2 separate regions of the Homo sapiens genome follow, and region 1 is linked to region 2. Evidence: read pairs that join two places in POLR2A ChIA-PET (ENCODE). Cell type or tissue: CD4-positive, alpha-beta T cell. All regions are shown on one strand. Each heading gives the region's core, and the rest is flanking DNA. Links, peaks and the distances in the headings are about the cores only.

The links. ChIA-PET counts read pairs that join two places held together with the same protein. Peaks named below come from ENCODE experiments on the same cell type or tissue, not always from the same donor. Only the 100,000 strongest peaks of a DNase experiment are listed, where the experiment ranks them.
Region 1: POLR2A ChIA-PET joins it to region 2 with 6 read pairs; 9 of 35 experiments call an interaction of 5 or more read pairs at or near these places.

Annotation. Positions count from the first base shown.
Region 1 is chr2:37,681,489-37,685,887 of GRCh38, reverse strand. LOC107985870 (a long non-coding RNA gene) reads left to right here and starts at 2,188. Exons shown (of 3, transcript XR_001739410.2): 1 at 2,188-2,756. In CD4-positive, alpha-beta T cell, for the core only: no CTCF peak of the experiment used is centred there; a DNase peak (open chromatin) is centred at 1,827; H3K27ac peaks cover 1,173 bases.
Region 2 is chr2:37,584,016-37,588,414 of GRCh38, reverse strand. The region is part of intron 1 of LINC03063 (long intergenic non-protein coding RNA 3063); the gene reads right to left. Among named protein-coding and RNA genes, the nearest start is that of LINC03063, 24 kb to the right of the region's middle. In CD4-positive, alpha-beta T cell, for the core only: no CTCF peak of the experiment used is centred there; DNase peaks (open chromatin) are centred at 444 and 2,044; H3K4me3 peaks cover 1,164 bases; H3K27ac peaks cover 3,588 bases.

The DNA.
Region 1 (4,399 bases), core at 131-4,130, 97 kb before region 2:
CTGGAAGGAAGCCACAAGGCATAGCACACAATTAAGAAGCAGCGATTTATACTCCACTCTTTGATGGCAAAATATCTACAGAAATTATTTGAACTTCTTCTGCCCGGGAGATTTATCTATTGTCCCCCATTGATTTATTTATTCAATCATTTGTTTGTATCATTATGGTCTCATGGATATCTATTTTGCACTTTCAATACTATTTTATTTTGTTGCTCAAGTTGTTCCAGCCCTGGCCATGGAGAATACATTCAGTTGGCTCCTGTGTCCCTGTAACATAGCCCTGTCATTATTGGATTTGGTTGAGCACTTTCTTACTTTCAGGAGCTACAAAATGCTCTAGGTTCGTCTTGTATATTTCCTGCTCCATCCTAGAGTCCATGTCTCCAAGGAGCTTGGTTCTTTTATTGGAGAATGTATTAGAAACCAAGACCTGGACATGCTCCTTGTTGCAAAGGTGTTATTGCTTCTAGGCTCAGCTGACAGAGAAATAACATATATGTGTGTAAATTAACCCATGTCTATACACATATATCTACAAATCCTTCTCTTTGTAACTATCTGTATCTATATTAAGCTAAATATGAGTTGATACTGATGTCTCCAATCCCAACCCAGTAGCACATAGATAATTCTAACCTTCTCCCCCTTGCTTGTTTCCTCTCCCTCCTACAATGAAGAACCTGGCTTCTGCCATCAGCCATTCGTTTATTTCATTGTTCAATTCCAGTCTCCTGTAGAGTACTTCCATAATTGTTAAGCCATACCCACATAGAAATAACTTTATAAGTTTGAGTGCTTATACAGAGCTCTTTTTGCCTTTAATCTTACAGACTCGATTCATTTCCAAACTTACTTACGTAAGCATTTTCTCTCACATCCCCTTCAGTACGCTTATTTCATGCATTTGTAATACAGTTAGATTATTTTGCCATATTTTACATTTCATCCTGGAATCCTCCAACCTTCTAAATATTTTTTAAATTTTGTATAATTAAGTTTCTCTATGCCATGAAGTTCTATGGGCTTTGACAAGTGCATAGTGTCATGTATCTAGTATTATCACAATATCATAAAAAGATAGTTTTACCACCCTTTAAAAAATCCCTAGTGGTTGACCTATTCAATTCCTTTCACCAAGAGTTTCTGAAACCACTGGTCTATTTGCCATCTCCATAAGAGTTTTGCCTTTTCCAGGATATTACTTAAATGGAATTATACCTTATGTAGCCTTTTAAGACTGGCTTTTTTCACTTAGCAACATGCATTTAAGATTCATCTATGTCTTCCTGTGGTTTGACAGCTCATTCCATTGTGTGGATGTGCCACAGTTTATTTAGCCATTCACCTACTAAAGTTTACTTCTAGTTTTTGGTAGTTGTAAATAAAACTGCTATAAAATTCTCATGCTGATTTTTGTGTAGACATAAGTTCTCAACTCATTTAAGTAAATACTTACGAACATGATTGCTGGGTCCTATGATGAGGCTATGTTTAACTCTAAGAAACTGCCAAACTGTCTTCCAAAGTGGCTGTAACCGTTTTAAATTCACACCAGCAATGAATGAGACTCCTGTTGTTCCACAAAGTTCCGTTGATCCTTGTCAGCAAATGGTATTGTCAGTTATTTTTGGATTTTAGCCATCCTTATAGGTGTATAATAGTACCTCGTTGTTTAACCGCTTTTAAAAATATTAAAAGTTTGTCAGGAGTGGGGAGTAAAACTTAAAAACTAAACAAGAAATCTGAGTCACCAGCATGAGCCATAGAGAACACTGTTGAGATAGCTCAGGCTATAGAAGAGGTGCTCCTCTTCCGGGTCCTATAAGAAGCAGGATGTAGAAACCACCAACTTGTTTCCTCCACTTGACTTTAGCTCTTATGTTCTCCATTATCAAGTAAGAGAGCAAACAAAGTTGTGGGAGCTAATAAGGCTTTACATAAAATAAATGAGAAAGAGAGGAGAGAAATGCAAAAAGTAACTTCTCAGAACACAGAAGACATTATCCTTTCCAAACCAAAATGAAAAACATGTCCAAAAAGAGAAGAGAGGGCTGTCATCTGGATAGAGGAGATGATCCTAGAAACCCTGATGGCTCCTTTTTATTAATATAAGAGTACCTGGGATTTGTTTTAATCAGGTATGGTAAGACATGCAGAAAAGACAGTCATGAAGGAATAAGTTTTTATACTTACAGATACCTAATAACAGGAGCACCCTAGGTAGGGCAACATGGAGAAGGGTGAGTCAAGAGAAAGAAGGAGTGAGGGGGGATCGTGGACAAGAACCTTTATTGAGAAGGGAAAGGCAGAGTAAGCAGGTTTAGGATTGGCTAGTTTGAATAATTCCAGCAGGATCTGGGGCATAGGGGCTGTCTCTAGTCATCTGGTATCCTGTCATGGCCTAGGGTGATTAGGACAGTGGGATAGTGGGTCTGCATATAAGAGCCAGATAAAGGAGGTGGTAGAAGTGTGGGCTTTGGATTGGCTGGTTTGCGTATGAAAGATAGGCTCCCAGGCAAGTTGCTATCTCTAGGAATTTCATAACCCTGGGAGGGGCAGTTCCTTTCAACGTCAGCTAGACTCCAAGATGTTGAAGAATCAGAATAAAAAGACATACTTAATACACTTCTTACATCATTTTTATTGTTGGGTCTACTTTTGCTGAAGCTGCCTGCGACTGTCCTTGGTCTTTTCCCCCGTGACCTCCCTGGTTCCTGAGATCTGAGCAGTATAAGCTTCTCCAGATGCTTGAGGTAACATTGTCTTCTTGAAATTTTACTAAGGTGTGTTTGCTTCTGGTATTGATGGCTACTATACACCTGTTTGACACTTCATGTTTGCAAAGCATGTCAAGTACGCCTGTTGTCTGACCCCCTGTGATCACCCCCTGGAGGTGGAGAATTCATCTTTTACTTTCATTGCTCTTTAACACTTCTCACATCTTTCCACTTGCCTGAGAATCTAAATATTTACACATCTCCCTTATCCGTATATCATCTTGTATTCTGCTTCCTTTTTCATTCCCAATGTCGTGTGCTATCCTTCCCTCTAGGCCACTCCTGATGCTTCAGTCATCTAACACATATTTGTCGCACACAGACTGGAACAGGAATTGTGCCAGGGCCCTGGGACAGAGAGAAATATGGTATCCTTGTGTGGTGGGAAGAATAGATAAGAGCATATGTTTTGAGGCCTGATAATGTGTCAGTCACATCGGTAAGAATTGTTTCAGTTTCACTTAATCTTCACATCACACTTAAGGTGGGTTCTGTGACAACCTGCCCATACTACCACCATTCTTACAAATAAGAACTCAGGTTTAGTGAGCTTAAGTAATGACCCAAGATCACAGGGCTAGCTGATGGACAGCAGGGGTCTGAATCCGGGTGCCTGACACCAGAGCATGTACTTTTCATTTGGATTCCATGAGACTCCCGCAGACATAACTCAGAGCACTTTCCCATCCTAACCCTTGCAAGGATGAACCTCCTTTTTTATATAGAAACAAAATTATTTAGCAAAACAACCTGTCTACACTAGGAGCCTCTACTGCTAACTAATGATCAGATGATCTTGAGAAAATCACTAATTTTCTTTAGTCTCTGTTTCCTCTGCTGTAAAATGAGAAGGCAGGACTAGACGACCTCTAAGATCTCATTAAGCACTGACATTCTTTTAATTGATCAGATACATCTGCACCTCTATTTTAAATAACCATTTTGCTTTGAGGTTCAGAAATACAGGAGAAGGAAAGCCAAGGATGGCAAGGAGCTCACTTGGCGCTGAGAAACATCTTGAAATATTTTTAGCTGGTTTCTCTGACAAAATATGTCCTTTAGTGTTGCAAACTTACCGTACTAAAACCATTGTATACTGACACCAGGAATAAAACAGAAGCGAGCCAAGGCATTTTAAAGACTGACTTTCATTGACTTGAAAACATGCAAAATACAAACATCTCCTGTTACCAAGCCACCACTTCCAAGGCTGACCGAACTCACAAGGGCAATCCTAGAGGTCATTCCATCCCAGCACCCTCATGGACTCACCTCTGCTGCCCTCCCCAAGGCCAACAACAGCCTGGTGAAATAGTCCCAAACTACCAGCCAACCCAGGCTCCATCTTGAACACAGGCATGTGTTCCAGCCTCTGAACATTCTTCATGCCCTTCTCACTGTTGCATCATTCTCCTCCTTGTCTTCACAATTTTATTCATTTGCTAGGGCTGCCCTAACAAAATATCACTATTTGCTATGAGTCTACAATTAGGAAAAAGAAAGAAAAAATGAAATACCACTAGCTATTTCGCTGGGTTGCTTAAACAGCAGCAATTTCTTTCCTCATAGTTCTGGAGGCTGGAAGTCCAAGATCAAAATGCCAGCAGCACTGGCTTCTC
Region 2 (4,399 bases), core at 132-4,131:
AACCAGTTCTGTGACCCCATATCTAGTTACTAATTATAACAACCTTTCTTATAACCATAAGCATTTACAGGGTACTCTATTACTACCGTTATTGCTATTGTTATGTACACAAGGTTACAAAAACTAAATAATAATAGAACTAGAACTAGACTCTATGTTCTAGGCCTAAACTCACATTCAACACCTTTTTTCACTTTAAGAGTAACTTTCAAGCTATGTCCCATAAAGTCTTGGGTGTCTGTGGAGATGCCTAAAGCAGAAACTGGCAAGACAGAGAGTCAGACTCTCCATCCTCACTTTTCTATCTTTTATATTTCTATGAAGCAAGAGCTCCACTACTTAAAAAAAAAAAATGAAAACCACTGTAAGCCATGATATCCACCATGCAATCACTAAGAATGAAATCAGGTCAGACACTGTGACTCACACGTGTAATCCTAGCATTGTGGGAGACTGAGGCAGGAGGATCGCTCAAGGCCAGGAGTTTTTTACTAGTCTGGGCAACATAGCAAGACCCCCATCTCTACAAAAAAAAAATTTTTTTTAATTAGCCAGGTGTGGTAGCTATAGTCCTAGCTACTCAGGAGGCTGAGGTGGATGCCATCACTTGAGCCCAGGAGGTCAAGGCGGTAATGAGCTATGATTGCACCACTCTACTCCAGCCTGGGTAACACAGCAAGATTCTGTCTCAAAAAAACAAAACAAAACCAAAAGAATGAATCAGTGACGAACAAAGGATAGGACCATATACCCAAGGCCCTCAATATCAGTGGTTCCCCATCTGCCGATTCAATCAACTGTTCATAGAAATATGTGTGGGGAGGAGAGGAAAATAAAAAATAACACAAATCAAAAACAATATACTACAACAACCATTTACATAGCATTTACATGGTATTAGGTATTATTAGTAATCTAGAGATGATTTTAAATATGTGGGAGGATGTACATAGGTTGTATGCAAATATTATGCCATTTTCTACCAGGGACTTAAGCATCCCAGGATTTTGGGATCTTCTGGAGCCTTGGAACAAATTCCCTGCATGACTGTACCTTGATCTTAAAAAATAGGGGTAGAAAATAGCTTATGAGAAGTGAAGCAATGGGTTTGAAATAAACTTAACAAGTCCTGTCTCCTTTTCTATTGACAGGCTTTCTGCCCTGCCCCCGACCCCAGGAAGCTCAGGAAAGCTTAGTGAGACAGCAGGAAATCTAAAACACAGAATCTGTCTTCAGCAAAACTGAATAGTTTTCAATCTTCACAACACCCACTTTCACCACCCTTCACCATGGAAGCTTGGCCACCTTCCTTACTGAAATGAAATAGACCTGACTGCATCAACTACATAATGTTTATTCCCTGAGTGTCTACAAGTGCTATTGTCCCAAATGTCGACTGTGGAATATCTCATCCCACTCTGGAATTTGCATCTGGAAAAGTTTAAACTCTGGGAGAGGCCAATTGTTAATCCACAGGTGGAATTTCATGTCCCTTTGTGTCTTTGACTTGTCAGTCTCCAATTTATTACTCACATGAAGATAATTTCATTCTCTGGACTCAGAGAGGCAGAAAACAAGGAGGGGATATGAATGTGTTGGTCAAAGTAAATAAGCAGATGATTTTTATGATAGGCTAAATTGAACTATCATAGCCTCATGATTTTGAAAAGCTCTTTCCAAAGCTGAATTTACCTGCGGAGAGGTGTTTAGAAACCCCCTTTTGGTTTATAGTTCAGTCATGCTCCTATCTCCCCCCTTCAACGTAACATTCTGGATCAACTGCCCCTGTGTAACCAATTCTCATACTTAAAGTATAAAACTAGGAAGGATTTTTTCCTCCATTCTGAAAATTAATCTTTCACCTTAGGAAAAGATTTATACTTCTGAGTCATAGAAAAGCCAACACCCTCCAGCACTTAGAAGCAACCTCAGAAAAAGAAAAAGGAATGAAAACAGTGAATCAATTTCCCTTTCCACACAGATCTGAGAGATGAGATAGTTCTCGTGTCTGCCAAGGGGCTTCCGGCTCCGACAAGTTGAGTCAGCATGCTGCAAATCGTTCTAGATGGTTTTTGGACCACATGTGACAGCTAGAAGAAACTAAACTGGGTCAGGCTAACTTTTGCAAGGTGCCTTAGGATTTTAAGAGCTAAAAGGAAACTATAACTCAGTTTTGTGGCTCTTGTGATCAATACGATGTGAGGGTAAATGGTAGCAATGTGACCAGGCATGCTGCCCTCTCTTGCCTTTTGTAAGTGTCGTTACTATTATAATAAGACTCATGGGTGTGGCATCCATGAGGAGGTGCTGCTCAGATCTCCCTTTAAGAGAGAATCTGCTCGACTGTAGTGATCATTTCAGTGTGTATATGCATATCAAAATATCATGTTGTACACCTTAAACATAAACAATAAATTTAAAACTATAAACAACTTTTAAAAAGATAATATTTAGTGAGAAGTGTAGTTATCTGCCACCCTACAGCTGTCACAGCTGTGGGATCCATTACAGCATCCATACCAGGGCCACGCTTCTCCAGAGCTGCTCCTAGCCAATGATTGAGCATGGGGAGAGGGGACAGAGGTAGGAGTCTGCTAGGGCTGGGCATGCCTGCCCTACTGGGAAACTGTTGCTTCGGATGTCCCTATCAGCCTAGCCAAGACTTTCTCAGAGCTGCCCTGCAGGCTGAAACTCTACCTGCCCGATTCTTCTTCCTTCCTGCTCTCCCTTTACAGATGTGAGACTTGCATCATGGTCTGAGACTTGTCCCACCTGTTCCTGCTCCCTCTCCCTTTATCCTTCACAGGCATCACCCCCTAGTCAACGTTTTGCATTCCTAATTCCATCTTGGTGTCTGTTTCCTGAAGGAAATGAGCAGAGGCAGGTGGAGAGGGGCAGGTCTTTCTTCTCTCACCCCATCTCTAACCTCTCCTCCTCATGTTGCCTTAACTTTCCAGCCAGCCCACGCCTTCCCCCTTAAGCAGCAGCTGTGGCCTTCAGCAGTGTTTACCCTTGGCAGTCATGTGGTCCTTTTGCCATTTACTTTCCCAACAGAAACACCAACCCTAAGCAGATTGGAAACAGCACATGTGTCTTTATAAACTGAAAGTAAATATGAAAAGCCAAAGAGGTGCTGAGATAGTAGGGCCAAGTCTGTTCCACCTGAAGATTTGAGGAGTGTGTGTGTGTGTGTGTGTGTTTGTTTGTGTGTGTGTGTGTGTGTGTGTGTGTGTGTGTGTTTATTATCACTTGGGGGAGGAGGTGGCAGATATCCCCAAATTAGAAATAATCTTCTCATGATTTTGAGAAAGAATGAATACAAATGTATCATTCTACCTTTTCAATACCATTGCCTACCCCAAAGTTACCAGATCACTTAGCAAATAGCAGAATGATTTCACCTGTTTTCTTCTTTTTCCCTCTCTACTTTCATAAATCAGTAAGATAGTCAAAAGTTGGCAGGGAAGAAAGTCAGGGAGAATAAATATGAATGAACTGAATAAGCCACAAACTATTCAATCAATGTTTAATCAAGCAATTGTACAATTTAGAATGGCCATTGTCCTGTTTTAATTTTTTCAACTAATCTATCCAAGTGATCGTGTCATTTTAATTGCAAAAATGAAAAAGACCTAGGAAATCAAGAAGACAGTGAGTAAAAAGGAACAGCTGGGTGTGACTGAGTTGCCTGCTTGGAAGCAAGCAGAAAGATGTAAAGTGTTTGAAAATTCCTTCCACCGTTGGATTCTAAGGTGAGGAAATTAATTTTTAAAATTAAAACACAGACCTAATTCCTTTCTACTGACACCTGCTTAGTGTATGGACTCTGTTCACTTTTGCTTGAAACATAAAAGATGGCTTATCTCAGTCAAATTCTGTCTACCCCATAGGGATTTCATTCTCAGCATGCCAGAAACATTTAATCCTTTCTCTTTCTCTCTCTTTCTCTCTCCCCTCACTCTCTCTTCTCTTTTTGCTTCTTTCTTCTCTCTCTCTCTCTCTTTCCTTCTCTTCTAAAATTTTCCCAAAGCCTACAAGGACACCCTATGTGCAGTACTTTGTTGAATTAGAGGTTACACCATCGGCACTAACAAATACTTTAAGATTTCTTACGCCTTCGACCTTATCACTCCCAACCCCTCACCAACAAAGGGGGGAAATTCATATTAAATTATCTGGGCTGAGTATCATGGCAAATGTGTACACCCTGCCTTCCCCGATTCCTTCCATCTGTGTATGGCCTAAACAGCTGACTGGGACAGTCTTTCATCTTTAATCTAATCAACTAACTTTCCCATGGGAAACAGCCAATGAAGCCCAAATCTGCGTACCAAACTCTTTTTAGCCCAGGCAGCTCACTACATCTGACATTCCAAAAAAAAAAAAAATCAGTAAAAGT